2 separate regions of the Homo sapiens genome follow, and region 1 is linked to region 2. A link is a loop called in an ENCODE intact Hi-C map of the cell type or tissue named here. Cell type or tissue: PC-9. All regions are shown on one strand. Links, peaks and the distances in the headings refer to the core of each region. The heading gives the core; the rest is flanking DNA. Region 1 has its middle 93 kb from the start of LINC01020. Region 2 holds the start of ICE1 (interactor of little elongation complex ELL subunit 1).

Region 1 (9,757 bases), core at 1,080-9,079, 480 kb before region 2:
AAAATGTAATAGAAAAATGTGTGGCTTTCATGCTGTATCCAAGGAAAAGACATATGACTTCCTTATTTTCCTTAACAGATGCCTGAATTTTCTAACAACTCAAATTTCAGGCAGGGGGTTGTTGGCAGTCAAAATAGAACCCTGGCTAAAAGCAATTAACTACCTTGTAGACATTTTTCTTTAGTTAGGAAATTCAGAGAACAGATCTTCAAATTTTTATGAAAATATGTAATAGTCTCACTTCATCTTATTTATTTTTATATGTTGATATTGTCTAAAAAAATCCTCTATTTTTGTGATCTGTATGTAAAGGCCATGCATGGCAAGCCTGGTTCGGCAATGTCCTTGTGCAGTAGAGGGCATGTCCCCGAACCAGCCCATAGCTGTGGGCAGCTCCCTGCAGCTGAGCCCCAGTCAATGGGTGGTCAATGCTCTTCACCAATGATGGGATTAATGAAAATCTCCCACAAGGTCCTTTGGACACTGGCCCTTTCTGTAATGATATTGGAGGCTCTTTCCCTCTGACAATGGTGGACCCTCAAGATAGCTCCTGTCCATAAGTCATTGCAGAGAGGATGAGGCCTGTCCACCTACATCCTTGTGAATAAGAAAGAAACTCTGATTCTTTAGAAGCCAGGGAGGTCTTAGGGTTTCTTAATTTATGTTTATCAGTACCGTGGGACTAAAATGCATTCTATTTACAAATAAGCTCAGATTTTATTTTGAAGAGCTTCAGACAGGAACATCCAAAGAGTGGGAACCTCTTGAGATGTTGTCATCAGGTATGTGTGTGTGTGTTTGAATTCAGACAGAATGCCAACACAGAGCCAGGCACTGTCCCGGGGAAGTGATTTGGCTCTGCCCTTCAGAACAGCCGTGACCACAGTGATTGTCATTGAGATGTGTCATGAGAACTCAGTGAGATGATGCCCATCACGTTTTTCTATAACCCTCTAATTCAGTAGATACAAAATTAATCTTCTTTTTACTCTGCTATCTTTCACTTTCCCTGCCAGAAAAGAAGTCCATTTCCTGAAACAGAGATCAAGGATGTCATCAGCGCAGCTTCTCTCTTTTAATGATTTGTCAGTATTTTAGAAACACAGAGAAGACATAGAACATCTATATGAGACCTTCTCCCTGGTGGCTTGCTTTCTTGTCCTCTTTTCCAGCATAAGTACCACTTCCTTCAAATCTTAGTTTGGACGTCATTCTTCTCGGTCCGGGGCCTCGGTTAGCCATGCTCCACCTGCTCCTTCAGCAGCCTCCACCTCCTCTGGCTTTTACTCACTATCCTGCATCAAGGTCTCCCACAGCTCTGAGAATCCCTGCACTGAGCTTCAGCCCCAGAGGAGAGCCCTTTCTGTCAACCTCATCGCTTTGTCCAAATACCTGCCTCCTGGACAGGGTTTAAGACGAGACGAATAAAGTAGGGAATGAAAAAAGCAGCATTTGGTGCAAATACACTATTGTTGAACACATGTGTCTGTGGTGTCACCTTCTAATATGCAAGTCACTGACACACTGTCCTCCAGTGTTGTTTAAATCATGATTCTGGGCTATTTTCTACAACACTAAAGGGTGCATTTGTTAAACTGCTTAAGACGAGCAGAAGGCTTTACTGGCTTTCTTTGTAAGCATAAAGCATCCTATTTCCATTTTAACCCATGTTACGAGTTGTCTGTGATGTTATTGTTCCTGAAACTCCAAACAGAACCCTCTAACTCGTTTCTTGCTCCTATTTTGTTCAAGCTGCGGCTGCTTATTCACATATGTGCTAGCGATAGTCAGTGAAGCAATTGCTTCCAGAAGAATATACACAAATGCACAGATGAACGGCCAAATCCCTTATATCTGAGCACCTAACTTCCTGCAAAAAGAAGTTTCAGGATGGAATTTCAAAACACAATAAAGGAGAATTTCTCAATATCCCTTTTTGAGAGTCATCTCCAAATTAAAAGATTTACAGATGTCTAAGTCACCTCCCAGGGAGGTGTTTCAAGCAATTGGTGCCACCCCAAGGCATAAAAGCATAAAGAAGAAGTTGCCTTTGTCATTGAGAACATTGTGCACTCTGCTGGCACGTGCCACATTATATACAAAGTGGTCCAATCATGTGAGGCCACACTGGATCTTGCAAAACAAAGTTTTTCTCTGTATTATGGCAAGTTGTTAATGTAACAGCAATGAAAATCCGACAGGTTTCGGGAGCTTCATTCGGGGACATCACCACTATTGTGAAGTGTAGCATAAACATCTTGGAGAGACACTTTGTCTACTTCAGCAAAGACAAAAGAAAGTGGTGACAGCACACACCTGAAGCTGACTCTTCTCTTTCCAGAGCACACACCCCAACTCTGCTCCTTCCTCCTGAGGGTCTAACGCAGTATTTCCTACTGTTGGGGAAAGTAAACTCGATCAAATGACTCAGGCCCTAGATGTTGGATGGCCAGGATGTGGCATAACCCCTCCACAGCTGGCGTTGCCCGGGGCAATAGCAAGGGGACTGTGAGGTGATGCCGCCAGTTGGGGCCAAAAATATTACGGGCATGTGTGCATGGGCACTCTCCAAGTACTGCACACCAAACTTGTAAATGCCCCATGCCTAGATGCAGCCAGATGTCCAAACAGCTGACACACAGATGGATTTCTGTATTATATTCTCAGCCTGAACGTCAGAAGGGCGGGAGGCACAGAGCTGGTGTGCTTGCCTGTCAGGCCGCCATCACGTATCTCTGTCATCTCCAGCCTTGGATTCATTTACACACACATTCAAAAGTCCTAACCAAAGAGTTCTTCATGCCCATGACTCTGAGGCATTACATGTAGATACAGGGAGACCAGACCATTCTCCACCTGCCTCTTATGTTTCTGCACATCTTGCCGGGAGAGGCACTGACTGCTTTTTGTTCCAGATCATGTTTTCAAGGCTATCTGCATAGCAAAGCACCTTACAGCGCACAGAAATTGTCTCCCTGCAGAGCAGAGGGCGGGTCTACTTCCTGCCAGGATAATAAAGATAATGTTTTCCTTCCATGTGACACGGCAGGCGAATCACATTTTTCGATACCAAAAATTTTATGCAAATGAAATCTATTAGCCACAAGCAGTAATTCCTGGTAAAAGTTTCTTAAGGGTAAAGATAACCTTTTTTTTTTTTTTTTTTGAGATGGACTCTCACTCTGTCAACCCAGACTGGAGTGCAGTGGCACTATCTCAGCTCACTGCAACCTCCGCCTCTTGGGTTAAAGCAATTCTCCTGCCTCAGCCTCCTGAGTACCTGGGACCACAGGTATGCCCCACCATGCCGGACCAATTTTTGTATTTTTAGTAGAGATGGGGTTTCACCACATTGGCCAGGCTGGTCTCGAACTCCTGACCTCAGGCAATCTGCCTGCCTCGGCCTCCCAAAATTCTGGTATTAGAGGTGTGAGCCACTGCGCTCGGCTACCAATTATTTTTTTACATCACTCCAGTCATGTTGGTGTGGTGAGACACCTAGGTAAGGCTTAGTGTTTATCAAACACGTCTAAATCGGTGTGCTATGATTATGCAAGTTACAGACAGTGTTGTAGACACAGTCAGTATATCCACTGAATTCCTTGAACAGGTCGTCACAAGCACTATTTCGTGACTTTTTATGTTTCTAAGTTTTATGTCATTGCTTTTGCCCTGCTTTCTAATTTATATGTACAATCTTTATGGACAAAATGTGCTTTAACATCTTAGGGCAACAAAAGAATGAATGCATTTATAATATAAAACAATATTTCTTTTTTTTTTTTTTTTTTTGAGATAGAGTCTCACTCTGTCGCCAGGCTGGAGTGCAGTGGCGTGACCTCGGCTCACTGCAACCTCCGCCTCCCGGGTTCAAGCAATTCTCCTGCCTCAGCCTCCCAAGTAGCTGGGACTACAGGTGTGTGCCACCAGGCCCGGCAAATTTTTGTATTTTTAGTAGAGACGGGGTTTCACCATGTTGGTCAGGATGGTCTGGATCTCCTGACCTTGTGATCCGCCCACCTTGGCCTCCCAAAGTGCTGGGATTACAGGCGTGAGCCACTGTGACCAGCCTAAAACAATCTTTCCATCAATAAAAAGCTCAATTATTTTTCAAATACCCACTGCAACAATTAATCCAAAGCCTCACTGCTGAGCTCTGCTCAGTGATCCCAGCTCTGTGCGCAGCTGGGAAGCAGGGAAATCCTTCTAAGGCTATGGAATTAAATGGGAGCTGGAGTGAGTTTGGGAAGGACAAGAATTTTCCACACGAGCATGGTCGTTAGCCAGTGTGGTGAAGCGGCAAGGCCACGAGGCACAGAAAACGTGGTTTTTGTGTCAGAACTGTTTTGCACAGTTCGGGGGTGCTGCATATGGTTTCCTAGAACTAAGCAGTTACTTTCCTCATCTCTTTTGTGCATCTCTTCAGTTCGGGGATGGAGCGTGTAATTTGAGTAAAAAACAATATTGTTAGAAGTAAGTCGCAGACTAGAGACAGACCCCATTTGGGGTAGAAGCTTGCACAGAATATAATGGGGAAACTGAGACAGGCCTCATTAACAGAAGAGCTGACGCAAAAACCACGTTTTCTGTGCCTCACAGCCTTGCCACTTCACCCTACCGGGTAACGATCATGCTGGCGTGGAAAATTCTTGTCCTTCCCGAACTCACTCCAGCTCCCGTTTAATTCCATAGCATCAGGATTTCCCTGCTTCCCAGCTGCGCACAGAGCTGGAACCAGTGAGCAGAGCTCAGCAGTGAGGCTTTGGATTAATTGTTGCAGTGGGTATTTGAAAAGTAATTGATTTCCATACTCAGTTTGAACTCAATTGAAAAATCATTTACAGACTTCACTTTATGGGTGAGACGCAGAGCCAAGTACAGTGGGTTCCAGGCCACAACAGCTGAACGGAGGAGGCAGCGCGGCCCCTGCCCAATTGCGACCTATGTCAAATAATAAAAATAATAATAATAATAAGTATTATTCTCTGAATTATATTACTAACAAATTAAATGCCTTATTGAGTTGGCACACGATAGCAATAATACGTTTTGTCTCACTTCCCTGTAAAAATCGGTCCGTGTTTTTGTAAGATCCTTAAAAGCAATGCTAACCGGCACTCACATTTCAGTACTAGGCTGAGATTTCTACCAGTTTTCTTAAAACGGATCACTGAGTAGAACCCATGAGCTATTTGGGAAGACATCGCTGCAACCTCACAGTCCCCCTGCAAAGGCAGAGGCCTCAGGTGAGGCGGGGCGCGGGGTGACTGGAACCCGAGTTTTCAGCGAGGACTCGCTCTTCCTCTGCACTAAGTTCTATGAGCAGTGGCGGCAGGTGCGTCTCCGGAGATTCCCCTGCCATAGACCAGCCGTCCAGTGACCACAGCGGACGCTCTGGCCTCTCCCTGCTTCTCCCAAGCCCGTGGCTTCTCCCTGACTTGGCTTCCCCATGGGAATGCTCTGACCTCCGGCCTGCGGCCGTTTCTTCTTCTCCATCTTCAGTTGCTGGTGCTCCTGGGTGGACTCTTCGGAGGGCTCTTTGAAGGCCACCCAGGAGCACCTTTCTCTCGCCCTGCAGGCATCCCCAAGTCCCATCGCAGCACCCGCTTCCTCGGCTGGGAATCCTTCTCAGGAAAAGCTCGGTGTCTGTTTGTTTGTTTTTCCAGCTTCAGTCCACTCCCGAGGCGTTGGGTCCCCTCCCCTCTGGAGACGGCGCCCGCGCGGCTGCCCAGGCTGCAGGGCCTGGGGACACTCGGGGACCCTCCTGCCCTGAGGACCCTGGGCCAGGAGGGCGCCCCTTTTACCCCCAGGGCGACCGGTGCTGTGCTGCCACCTAGGGGCCGCTCTACGCACTGCAGGTCAGCCGGGCCCGCAGTCCCCAGGTGCTAACAATCTGGTTTCTGCTGTTCTTTTGTTGTTCAATTTTTTATTTTAATTTTTGTGGATACATAGTAGAAGCATATATTTATGGGGTACATGAGATGCTTTTATCCAGGCATGCAATGTGTTCTAATCACATGAAAAATGGGGAACCCGTCCCCTCAAGTATCCATCCTTTGTGTTACAAACAATCCAGTTACACTCTTTTTAGTTATTTAAAAATGTACACTTGAATTATTCTTGACTATAGCCACCCTGCTGTGCCAGCAAACACTACATCTTATTCAACGCTAACAATCTGGGCTGTCAAAAGGAGAAGGGTTGCTGTAGCGGAGGGGCTTAGAGGTGAGCATTTGTTTGTCTCACCCTTCCCCCTGCAGAGCGGTGCCTGTTCTTACAGCCATTTGTAAATGCTGGCCTTGAGCCACACCAAGCATCCAGGTAGAGCTGGGAGCTTCACCCATAGGCTGGGAGCACCGTGAGGGGGACCTGCAGTCCAGGACGGCCACGGTGGTGCAGGGAGGCCCCGCACTGCGGGAGGAGCTGGTCATGACCCAGGGCCAGCACCAGAGTGGCTGCCCAGGGCGCCAGGCACCCATAGGACTGGGAAAGCCAGGAGAGGCCAGAGAGGGGAAGGGAATTGGCAACTTCTAAAAGAAATGCGAGAAAGAGCCTGGGAAGTACCAGAAGGAAGAAAGTCGTCCCTGGGGCTTGAGGCATAGAGAGAACTATGTCTCGAGTAAACCAAAGGTGTTTCCATGGTACCTGGAATTTTTTTTTAAGTCAGGGATGATGGGACTCACAGACACAGAAAGATTGTCATGAAGAAAGAAGTTTATCCTTGCAGATCCCTGGACAGAGGAGTCACGCCTGGCCACACAGAGACGCACAGCCAACCAGGTGGGCAAGGGAGCGAGGGGAGCGTGGGCCAGAGAAGGCTCAGATCAGCTAACCTGAATCATTGAATCATTTTAGCAGGCTCAGGGGCGAGGGGCTGTCCCTTCCTGTCTGGTCCCTCGCCTGGCGTGATTTGGGCAGGTGCATGGTGGCCCGGAGTGTGAGGGCCACAGAGAAGGTGGTTGGAGCATGGACTCCAGGTGGTTGGTTTGATTTGGAAAGCACAGCCCTGGGTTCTAAGAACCAGCTCATTCTGGCAAGGGCAGTACCTCCAGGGTCAGCAAGACCCCGGATGTCCAAGCACCAGAATTCAGAAAATAAAAGAATTCATTAATACAAAAGACAACATGCAGCCATTGCTCAGAAGCACTGCCTGGGGCCCAGGCTGCCGGCCTCTTGTTGCCCAGGTCTCTGTGCCCAGTGTTCAGCAGCAGACACTTGTGGAATTGGCTTTTGAGAAGCAAGGGGCTGGGCTTTGAAGAATGAATGCCAAAGGTTGAATCCCAAGGCAAGACATACTGCCGCTGGACAGGAGGAGATGCCTGCATCTGCTCAGAAGTTCACACCTAAGGAGGGTTTCAAGCGTTCCAAGATAACAAAAAGTGCTCCCCAAAATAAGACTTACCATAAATAACAGATGAACAAAATAATCAGTCAAAAAGTCTGTCCCATGTCCAACAGTAGTCCAGATGCTGGGGTAGGGGATCCAAAAGAAGGGGGAGGATGTCACTGACTGCCACCTCCATTCAGCTGCCCAGGTTAGAGGTAAGTTAACACAAACACAGAAACTTAAGAGTAACAGAGACTGAATCCGGAATATTTGTATCTCTTTCTCCACATGGCAACTCAAGCCATTTTATACAATAATATTTATGTATAGATCCAAACCTTCATGGCAGCATGCACATGCTGGACTCTGGAAACAGTTTTATAAGGAGTCAGAATTCCCAGCCGTTGTCCAAGGTCCAAGATTCCTGCATTTTCCTCATTCTAGTGTTTCAGAGAGTGGACAAAAAGAGCATCATTTACTTAAACTTCCCATTTTATTTGGCATTGGATTATTTCCTGTTTTCATGATTACAAAAACTTCTGCACTCATTATGTCCATATGTATATTTTGTACTCAAATATGTACACAAACATATAAGTATTATATAGGTACTACAGGTATTATGTATTCTAACAGTATTTATAATCATGAATGTGTGTATATATTAGAGATATTAGCTTATGGGAATGAGCAACTATAAGAACATTTTCCTGAAATGAAATTGTTCTCTCCAGCAGCAGTTATTCTGAATGCTTCTTCCTTGCAGAGTCCTCTCCTCCACTGGGTACTCATGGGTCCCTCCTCCCTCCAGAGTCCTCTCCTCCACTGGGTACTCACGGGTCCCTCCTCCCTCCAGAGTCCTCTCCTCCACTGGGTACTCACGGGTCCCTCCTCCCTCCAGAGTCCTCTCCTCCACTGGGTACTCACGGGTCCACCCTCCCTCCAGAGTCCTCTCCAGCACTGGGTACTCACAAGTCCACCCTCCCTCCAGAGTCCTCCCCAGCAGTAGATACTCATGAGTCTTCCCTCCATCCAGAGTCCTCTCCAGCGCTGAGTACTCATGAGTCCACTTTTCCTGCAGAGTCATAGGTACCTCCAGCTGTAGGTACTCAGGAGTCCATCCTCCCTCCAGAGGCTTTGCCAGCACGGGTTATGCAGGAGTCTCTGCTTCCTACATTTTCCTAAATCACCACCTGGCTCTGTCCTAGCTGTCAGGACACATGCGGGCCTCTGAGAGGATCCTGTCACATTGATTATTTCCTGTTTTATAAAAGTACTAGACTTATTAATTACTATTTCTAGAAGTATGTGCCTGTTATTTTTATAATGTTAAGTGTTCAATCTGCGGGTGTGCAGTGCTTGGCATATAATATCTGCTATGCTCTCTGTGCTGCTGGGCACTGGTGCAAGTGGTTGCCATTTGTTAACTCTTTTCTTCCCCCCACAAATCCACGTGATGGGTTCTTTCGTCTTGTTTTACAAATGAGAGAGAGACAGCGGAAGCACAGAGTAATCACGTAGCTTGCCCAATGCCTGCCATTGGCATTGGGCCACCTGCTCCCAAGCCCATATGCTTCACCACTGACCTGCGCTTTATAAATTCCTGGTTAGACACATTGCAACCTTCAGTTAATGGGGAGGTTTTGATTCACGGAAATGTGTGGAGATGTTCTTAAGTTAATTGGCTTATAAAAGTTATTTAACAGAAAGATAAAGCTGTTTGCACCCCTACAGAAAATAGTTCTAGAATTTGTTATCTTATTAAATGGATGTAACTCCATTTTTTGTTGATGAGCTGAGGATCTTAGCTTTTTTACGTATTGAGTTACTTCAGGAAAGTTACTTTACTTCTTTTTGCCTAATTTTCCTCTTCTCTAAAACAGAAAAAAGAAAGAAAGAAAAAACAAAACAAAACAAAACGCTGAGGCGGGAGAATCACTTGAACCCATTGAACCCAGGAGGTGGAAACTGCAGTGAGCCGAGATCGCGCCACTGCACTCCAGCCTGGGCAACAGAGCTAGACTCCATCTAAAAATAAAAAATAAATAAAATAAAAGAACCTACTCCATGACTTTTTTTGTGAAAATTAAATGAGTAAGTACCTTTAAAATTTAGCAAAATGCCTGAAAGACAGCATGGCATGTAGTAAGTGCTCATTAAGCATTAGTGTGTTTAATGGACTTTAGATTCCAATGTACAGTATCACAGTCATGATAATTAGCTGTACAGCTTACACAGGACCTGTGATATCCATGTGAAGCACCATCATTTTTTCCATTCAACTGAGAAGGAAATTGGCTAAGCGGAGTTAATAGTCTGGCTAATATCACAAACCTATTATTATCCAAAGGGAATAGAAACCAAGTATAGGCTTTCTCCCCCCCCTAGTTTCATGGCCTAAGAGATTAGACATGCAGAAAGTTTTACCTG
Region 2 (9,415 bases), core at 1,416-9,415:
ATCTAAAACTTTTCTACCCTGGCTTACAAGACTCTACATGATCTGGCCTGTGCCCCATCCCTCCTCTTAAGTAAATCAATACCAAGTGGCTCCTTGTTCACTATAGTCTGGGTTACCTGAGCTGACTTCTGATGCTTTAACATGCCACATTCACTCCAGATAGGGAGACTTCCTGTCATTACTCCCACTGCCTGGAAGTTTGCTCTTGGTTTTTGTTGTCTTTTTTTCTCCAAAGAGACTTTATTTTTTAGAGCAGTTTTACTTTCACGGCAAAATCAAGCAAAAAGGACAGAGTTCTCATATACCACCTGCCCCCATGCATGCACAGCCTCCTCCACTATCAACACCACACTCATAGTGGTACGTTTGTTATAACCAGTGAGTTTACACTGACACATTGTTACGTGTCACGCCAAAGTTCATAGTCTACATTGGGGTTCACTCAGTGTTGGACATTTTAGGAGTTTTGACAAATGTAACACATGTATCCACCGCTATGATATACAGAATTCTTTCACTGCCCTAAAAATCCTTCTGCCTGTTCATCCCTTCCTCCCCTATCTCAAACCAAGGAAACCACTTTTTTTTTTTTTTAAAAATGTCTCTATCATTTCCCTTTTCTAGAATGCCATATAGTTGGAAGGACACAGCATGTAGCCTTTTCAGGTTGACTTCTTTCCCTTAGTAATGTTCATTTAAGGTTTCCCCATGCCTTTTCATGGCTTGAGAGCTCATTTATTTTTTAGCACTGTATAATATTCCATGGTTTGTGATATGGTTTGGATGTGTCCCCACCCAAACCTCATCTTGAATTGTAGCTCACATAATCCCCATGTGTTGTGGGAGAGACCCAGCGGGAGGTAATTGAATCACGAGGGTGATTACCCCCATGTTGCTATTCTCATGATAGTGAGTTCACACACGATCTGAGGGTTTTATAAGGGGCTTTTCCCGTATTTGTTTGACACTTCTCTTTCCTACTGCCATGTGAAGGGCATGTTTGCTTCCCCCTTCCTCCATGATTGTAAGTTTCCTGAGGCCTCCCCAGCCCTGTGGAACTGTGAGTCAATTACACCTCTTTCCTTTATAAATTACCCAGTCTTGGGCAGTTCTTTATAGTAGTGTGAGAACAGACTAATTCAGTCTGCATGCATCCCAGTTGATTTATCCATTCACCTACTAAAGGAACATCTTGCTTTCTTCCATGTTTTGACAATTCTGAATAAAGCTGCTTAAATATTCATGTGCAGGACTGTGTGTGATGTTAAGTTTCAACTCATGTGCAGGATTGTGTGTGATGTTAAGTTTCAACTCATCTCGGTAAAGACCAAGGAGCATGATTGCTGCAGCTTTTGCTTTTTAACCTCACTGGATTATACTTTTACCCAGATATCAGCTGTTTAACATATTAATGTATTAATTCACTCAGCTTACTGATTCAGCAATCATTTCTTGGTAACTGATGTTTAGGAGACACGGTCTGGGTGTTGGGGACATGACAGTAAGTAGAGTGGGTTCTGCCCACTGGCACGGATGTCAGGGCACAAGGACTGGAGAGGATGATGCACACAGTGAGAGGTGCTGGGAGTCACACACATGCTGACTATGGCTGGCTGACCCCGTGACAGGGCGTGGGAGTAAAGAGGAGTCAGACAAACTCCTCAGTTTTCGGTCCTAGCAAGTGGGAGAACAGGGGCACATGCAGGCATCGTGCTGCAGGGAGATGCTCCTCGCAGGACCCAGGACAGAACCGGCTGCCAGGGATGGCAGCGACCATGATGGCTGTGGTGGGACAGGCAGACAGCTATCTTACCAACAGAACTCATGCTGCTTATATGTGGCGAGGAGACAAAGGAAAAAAAGGGAAGGACCAAGAATGATACCAAAAAAAAAAACCAAAAAAGTTTGATATTCAAAACTCTATCAAGGACATTTCCCATAGAAACTGGACTTGAATGGACCTTAGAGAACTGGTTGGATTTACTGCCTAGGATGGAAGGGGGTGCCACTTGCACGCCAAGCCCAATATTGCAGAGGGGCTGATTGGAGCTGTGCACTGTGAAGGATGAGAGCTGGGCACACACAACAACTGAGGAATTCATTGGGAGGTGAGTCAGAAGGAGGAGGAGGATGAAGAGGAAGAGGAGGAGGAGGGTGAGGAGGAGGGAGAGGGGAAGGAGGACGGGGAGGGAGGGGGAAGGAGGGGGAGGAGGAGGAGGAGGAGAAGGGGCTGCACATGCCTCAGCAAGGGCAGTACTGAGCAGAAGATGATCATAAAGTCACTTCCTCCATGTCTTGGTTTTTAAATCATTGCTGTCTGTGGGATTTGTCCTCTGGGCTCCTTCTTACCCCAGATGCAGTCTTGGGCACACACCCTAGCCTTTCCAGTCACTCGGAGACAACACAGTCCAGTGTGATGTGCTGTCACTTATTTCCTGTCTTCAACTTAGCTTCTTACCCATGGAGCTGGTGGCCGTTCTTAGACGCTAGCAAGATGGGTGTGGGTGGGTGGGAATGGGGCAAGACAGGCTTTTCCTCTGTTCCAACATTTTCCTTATTCACCAGCTTGTTTGTGACCCCTCCAAGCTTGGGGTAGGAGAAGGGATCAGGAGAAAAAGATGCAGTCTTTGTAACCTGGCTTCCCAAAGTGCTTGAGTCATAGTCCAAGAACAAAGAACAGGCTGGTGGGGTGGGCTTCTCTCCTGCAGCGAGCTCCTTGGGACGGAAGAGCATCTTCCGCACAGGACTGGGGCAGAGCTCAGCCAGGAGACCCACATTACACCCAGATTATTTTAAGAGAGAAAAGGTAAAAGCAAAACACTAAAATATCACAGGAGGAGCCACCGCAAGAAGCAGCTGACACCTTGGGCTGGAGAGAATAAAAGAAGGAGGAAGGAGTGAGCAAAACTCAGAAATGTGGAGGAGCTGCCACCCAGAAATCACACTCAGACATATGAAGAAGGGACCTTCTGGGCTGGTGCTGAGGCCTCTGCTCTTGGACTCAGGGCTCTGTGGAGCTGGGAAACCAACTTTGCTGGTATCTCCGAGGGGATGCTATGAGGCTGGCTCTGCGTGTGTCAGAGAAACTGCAGACCCAATTCGTATGCCGCTCTGTTCATGAACTGCCACTGCCAGGTGCGAAAGCAAGGATAGCAAGACGCTAGCAGGACCAGGAGTCGGACAGGACAGAATGGGAGGCACAGGCCCCTCTCCTACCTCTTATCTTCTGGTTTCCTTGTGTATATCTGTTGGCACAGCTGAACAGAACTCTGGCAGGAGAGGTGGCACGTGGCTCCCCAGTCCCTACGTCACAAGGCAGAGTATAAAAGGGAAGGTGTGGGGCCGAGAGACAGTAACTTAACCACCAGCTCAGGGTCCTGGGATTCATCCCTCTTCCAGTCAGCAGGAAGTGACAAAGAGCACAGGAAGGCCCTAGGGGCCAGGCCCCTTTTGCTGATGTTTGGCTGGTAGAACTTAATCACATGTCAGGTGCAGGGAGGCTGGGGAATAACTAGACAGAATAGAAACAAGTTTTGGTGAGTGGCTGCCACTGGTGCTGTGTGGATACAGTTCAAAGTGAGGACTTTCCAGCTGTGGACATCCAGCTACAGTTCTTTGAATGGGGGATGGAAGAGCAAAGTTTTATTTCTGGCTGCTCACTTTGCCTCAGCCTCGCTTTCCTCGCAGCTCCCACTGAAATGCCCACCGTATCCAGTATGCAGAACTCCTGCTCATCCCAGTGCGGGTGAGCATGCGGCTCAGTCACCTCCAACCCATCTCCTGGAGCTGTCCCACGGTTCCCTTGGAACCACTCTAGGGCATGTAGCATCTGACTCTGAGTGCTTCACTTCGTGGGGGCACTGATTAAAACAAAGCTCTGGAATATAGCATCATCGAGAGGCAACTGTTGATTTAATTTATTAACATATACATCCACTGAAATGGCTGCTAGATGTGGTCTAGAAACCAAGGAGACCCCCCACTGGCCTCAGGTGAAGGGGAAACATGTCCCTCCCTTTCCTATCCCTCCTCAGAGTTAGGTGGGACATGCCCTTGCCAGCTGCTCTACAGAGAATCCCCTCCTCAACACCTGTCACCTCTGAGCACCTGCCGCCTTCTTCCTCCGATCCCGGAAGCTACAAGAAGCTTCTCGTGTGACCAACTCTTACAGCCGCCAGGTGTTCACAAACCCGCAAGGCAGAGTGGGCTTGTCCTCCTTTACAGAGGGCGACTGCAATGTGAGAGTTGTGAAAGTCCTTTCAAATGTTGCTTTTTTTTTTTTTACTTTTCTCAATCAGCTTTCTCAGGTTGAAGAAAATTTTGCTTAATAATCATATCAGTTTTGCTTTCTATTTCAAACTAATTGTTTCAAAACTAAATTTTATTTGTCCGGTTTCTAAGTAACATCAGTGTTTCAGGAAGAAGCAACATGTTTACTCTCTGGCTTCAAATCACTTTGAGGGTAAGAGCTGAGGCTGTGAGCAAATTGCTGATGTCTGAGGACAAGTCGAAACCCCACCACTATAACCCTGAGTGTTGAGAAAAACTGGAGCAAAGACAGCTTAGGACTAAGCCTGGTGGAACGTGTGTGGGCGGATAGCAAAGTGGTTCCCACAAGACGCCTTCCACCCTAGGATGCCCCAGAGGATGGCCTTTCCCCTCAGCAAGAAGGTTCGGTTAAGTCCTAATACCGTCGGAAATTCTATTTATGTGGAAAACACACAGGGAAAGACAGACATCTTGTGGGCATATGGTAGCATTACATCACAGGTCTGGAAATTAATACCTAATAATCAGGGGGTCATATCATTGAATAACACACTGTTAGTCACAAACAATTCCATCAAACATCTCTCCAATTAAAAGAAACAAATGAACATATAGTTCATTTTTCTTACAGTTAAATGCATCAATTAAAAGCACAGCCTTGAACTTCCAAAGAATAGACAGCTTTCCATTTTGAGTTCTCCTTGGTTTCTAGACCATATCTATTAGCCATTTCAGTGGAAGTATATGTTAATAAACTAAATCAACAGTTACCTCTCAATGATGCTAATTCCAGAGCTTTCGTTTTAAGCAGACACCAAGTATCTGAGAGGTAATGAGCGTGTGGGGTGAGAAGTGAGACTTTTTGAGTTGGATCCTCTGAACAGCTGGCTGGATTCGACAGGCACAGGGAATCCCAAGACCAGAGACTGGAATGCAGACATTCCTCCGGGTCTTAGGGCTTCTCTGGCAGAAAAACAACAAGTTTATCTTGGAAGTTTGACAGGAAAAATGCTTTTAAAGAAAAAGCAAACCATCTTTTTCCTATGAGTCAGTTGAAGATATATTTATCTCCTTTCCAAAATGGATACCACCATCAATAAATTATTAATAACTATTTGTCTAGTGAATCCTATAGAGTGGGTCCCATCCTTGTCACTTTTTACTTAAATTACCGTTGGTCCTCTGTAAGGAAACACCAGCACAAATAGGTCATTTGCGTAAGAATTTAAAGACAGATGTGTGGTTCCAAAGCCATAGTTCACCACTTGCAGTATACACACTTGCTTGTTTGTTTCCATCGTGATGAAAAAACAGGTGTGGCCCATCATGCAGGAAAGAGAAAAAATGTAATTCTGACCATTCCTCAATTAGTGGCCTACTACATTTTCATTATGACCAATAATCACACCTGTTTTTTTACACCCTGCATGTTAAGAATGACTTTCACATTTTGAAGTTTCTTAAATAAACAGAAGGTGACAAATAGGTGGCACAGACCTGTGTGACCTACAAAGCTTAAATATTTACCATGTGGCTCTTCAGAGTCTGCCTATCCCTGCATTACGTAAACAAGACTCGTTTTCATTAGATGTCTTGAGAACTGGCTTTGAGAAAGGTAGGAGAAAATACACTTTTATTAACATTTTTGAAGGGAAATATTTGTTGTTTCTTACCTTCAATTATTTGCAGCACATTTGATTCTTTCTGACTTTCATTTAACATCTACTATGCAGCACTTTGCAGCATTTAAAGGGAAGACTCATCTGTAAGACATAAAAACCACCATCATCCAACTCAAAATGTGATGTTACTAAAAATTACTCCGTGCTAAGGGGATTTTTTGCCCCTTAGGTGGCAGATCCTTGGGGTTGTGGAGGTAAACCCCGGAGCCTGGAAGAGCAGGTAGGATTTCTACACCTAGAGCTAGAAGGAAGCGTGTTCCAGGTAAGGGGAAAACACTAGCAAGGGTGCACAGACAGGGAGGCAGCAGTGAGAACTCCAAGTGCCCCTAATCATAAAAGTGCGTCATGGCTGCGGGTGGATGGTGTAGAGGGAGAGAGAGCTGGTGTCTTCTCCAGTAAGGTACTTTGGAAAAACACACATTTAAGTAACTGTACATAAAAGGGAAGTAATGGTGAAGATAAATTTGTCTGGGATCAGACGCTAGCACCGGGACGATCATGATCCCTACAGGTCTTTCTCTAATACCTGCTGCCCCTTTCCCTAATGGGTCACATGGTCTGTCTTCCACTGTATAGCTGCGTCCCGCTATGGATCTGCTCACTTCCCTTTTCTTTTTTAACTTTACCCTTGTTTTCTGCCCACCTGTCTCTGAGAAAAGCTGAGACTTCTATCACCGGCAGGTCCTCAGTTAGGTACACGCCTGTCTTGCTTGGGTGTCAACGACAGGAAACTTAGCTATCGCTGGATGTCTGCTTCCGCCACTCCACAGCAGGTGGTATCCAGAGTGTGTAAGCAAGGTCAGGGGTGCGAAATTTGGAGAAGAAAACTCAGAGAAAAATGCAGACTGCTTTTTTTGGAAGGGGTGTTTTCAGTTGCAATTTCCATACTGAGGAGCTAGAAATTGGCTGGTAAGGTCTAGACATTAACTTAACTAAACGTGCATTCCTCCTCTTGAATTTGGACTTTATAAGGAATTTGGATTGTATAACCACACGATGGAAGCTGCGAGAGGCTTCTGAACAAGGTACTGACGGCGACCAGCTGTGATGACTAAAAAGACGATTCTGGTGGTGGTGGATACGGTGGCTGGAGATAAGAAAAACCTCGGTTCAAACGAGATCTGAATTTACCCACTAACTACGACCACGAGGAGTTTATTCCTTTATCTTTCCGTTTTCTCTCTCTCCCGAGAAGTGTCAAAAACAGGATTTGGAGGTGGCAGGATAATGGCCAAAATGGGTAGACAAGGTGGCGAACGATTCAACCAGGCTCTGGGCTTGGCGCATGGTGGGCGGTGGCGCCCACACCTGGGCCTGGGAACCCGCCGCTCGGGCATCACTGGCTGCCGCGGCGACCGGCGAGGACACATGACCGAGGAGCGAAAGGTCAGAAGACAAGGGGACTGTTACAGGAGCAGGGGAGCCGCCACTGGCTGCTAAGGCCGTGCAACTGGCGCCGAAGCGCACGATCTCCGCCCGCCCCGCAGCGCGTCGGGAACTGTAGTCCCTCCCTCTCCTGCTCCCTGGCCCAGGACGGGCTCCGGGACAGCGCCTATCCCTCTAGCTGTAAATCACGCACTTTCCTGTCCTGGACGCCGGGTCCTTCCACTTCTCAGGCGTCTGGAGCTTACGTCACGGGCGGGTCACCGCCCACATAGCGGAGGCCTTTAGGTGTCTATGGAAAGCCTGTCGTACAGCAAGGTGGCAATAAAGGATCGACCCTTAACAGTGGTAGGAATGCACCTTCGATCCTTCTACTCCTATTGGCTGCTCCTCTGTGGGCGTCTCCCCCGCCGCATAGCACAGCTCCTCTCCCGGTGTTGCTCAGGCAGCGCCTTAGGCAGCCCCGCGCCCAGGGGAGGGGCGGGGCGAGCCAGGGCGGGGCGGGGCGAGCCAGGGCGGGGCGGGGCCCTGACTGGACTGCGTCGCGCTCGGGGGCCGCGCCGGGTAGCGTTTCTTTTTAGTGCCTGAGGCAGCTCTGGCTCGGAGAGCCTTTTGCTAGCCCCACGGGGACCTCTGTGCACGGATGGACCCGCCCGGACCTGGCGGGAAGCGGCCTGGCAGGCGGCGGCCCCGGCGGCATCAGCAGAGACAGGACGGGGCCGACGCCGCGGGCCCCTGAGGCGTGCGTGCCCACCGGGCCCGGCGGCGGCACCATGATGCCGGGCGAGACCCATTCGGCGGCGCCCGGGACGGCGGCGGACCTGTCGCGATGTCAGGGCTGCGCCTCTCTGCAGCAGGTGCAGCACCTCCCGGGGCCCCGGGCGCGGGGGGGGACTCGGCTCGGCCGGCCGGGAGCGCAGGGATGTGGGGTCCGGCCGCGCGGGCTGTGCCTCAGTGCGCTGCTCTCCCTTCCCAACCGTAGCTCTTGCTCGCTCGTCTCTCTGCTCTCTTTTTCCTACATGAGTTTTGGGGACGGCTTTCTTTGCTTTATTTAAGCTTGAAACCCAGAGTTCATTGACTGGAATGCGCTGGTGTAACGGTGGGGGTGGAGTAAGCGAGGTTTGGAGGGCCCCCCACCTTCCCTACCCGGCCTCGGAGCTCCCTAGGGCAGACTCCGTAGGTCAGTGAGGGACAGGTGAAACGCCGAGGGCAGTTATCTCCCTGAGGATAACGCTTTGGTCTTCTGGCCCATCCTGAGTATTTGTTGTTTGGAGGCAGAATCTTACGTGACATGTGGGTTGTCTGAGTCTTAGACTCGAAGAGTCTAGGGAGGCGTTTCAGCTTATAGCAGATGTGCCATCCCGAGGCTAATTTTTTAAAAAGCAAGCCAAGTAATTGGTCAAGTAGCTTGTCAGTTGTTTGATAAAAGTAGTTTATGAAAGGCATGCAGAGACTGGAGGTTTCTAACAGCGGCGTGGGCTCTTCTTTAGAGTGACATAAGGGAGAATTGCTAGAGTATGGCTCCAGATCTTATGGGGTGGTACTTGGGCAATAGTGCCCCTCATTTCCCACGACTCTCCTAGCTGCCTGATGTCGGGGGTCTCTTTTAACTTCCTACTATCGCGGTTTCAGTGATAAAACGGAACTCACCAGCACCTCATTACCTACTCTGCCTAGTGTTCTAGGAACTACAGACATTGTGGTGAACAAAATAGGATCTCTCATAAGTAAGATGCATATGTGTGAATAAGGCCTCAGAAGATTTTAGGTGTTAGAAAATAAAGGAGGATGTTGGAATATTGGTCTTGTCTCTTAGCTAGAGTAGTCAGGTAGGGAATTTTTGAGTCAGTAACTTTCAGATATTTGAATAATGGGAAGGATCGGGCTGTCAGAAGAGATGTGGGAAGAGCTTCCTGGATAGAGGGATTAACAGGTGGAAAGGTTCCTTTGGTGAGAAGGAGCAGGGTGTCTTTGATGAGCAGAACATGGTATGGTTGGCATGAGCATAGTGCACACGGAAGATGGTTGATGAGACCAGACGGGAGTGCAGGCTAGGTAGGCCATGCCGAGAAACTTGGTTT

Evidence for each region. A loop is a pair of places that touch in the nucleus more often than their neighbours do. Peaks named below come from ENCODE experiments on the same cell type or tissue, not always from the same donor. Only the 100,000 strongest peaks of a DNase experiment are listed, where the experiment ranks them.
Region 1: it touches region 2 in a loop (2.4-fold over the local background); 2 of 110 quality-filtered maps call a loop at or near these places.

Annotation. Positions count from the first base shown.
Region 1 is chr5:4,936,635-4,946,391 of GRCh38, forward strand. No RefSeq gene overlaps it. Among named protein-coding and RNA genes, the nearest start is that of LINC01020, 93 kb to the right of the region's middle. In PC-9, for the core only: CTCF peaks have their summits at 5,853 (motif pointing left) and 6,063; no DNase peak of the experiment used is centred there; H3K27me3 peaks cover 6,542 bases.
Region 2 is chr5:5,414,809-5,424,223 of GRCh38, forward strand. It overlaps ICE1 (interactor of little elongation complex ELL subunit 1), which reads left to right and starts at 7,869. Exons shown (of 19, transcript NM_015325.3): 1 at 7,869-8,191. The coding sequence starts at 8,108. LOC101929200 (a long non-coding RNA gene) reads right to left here and starts at 7,321. Exons shown (of 6, transcript XR_001742583.3): 1 at 6,595-7,321; 2 at 5,943-6,032. RefSeq lists enhancers at 4,475-4,544, 6,603-7,115, 7,116-7,626, 7,492-7,741 and silencers at 7,772-8,101, 8,162-8,301. In PC-9, for the core only: CTCF peaks have their summits at 4,730 (motif pointing left) and 4,932; DNase peaks (open chromatin) are centred at 4,713 and 7,653; H3K4me3 peaks cover 3,475 bases; H3K27ac peaks cover 2,205 bases.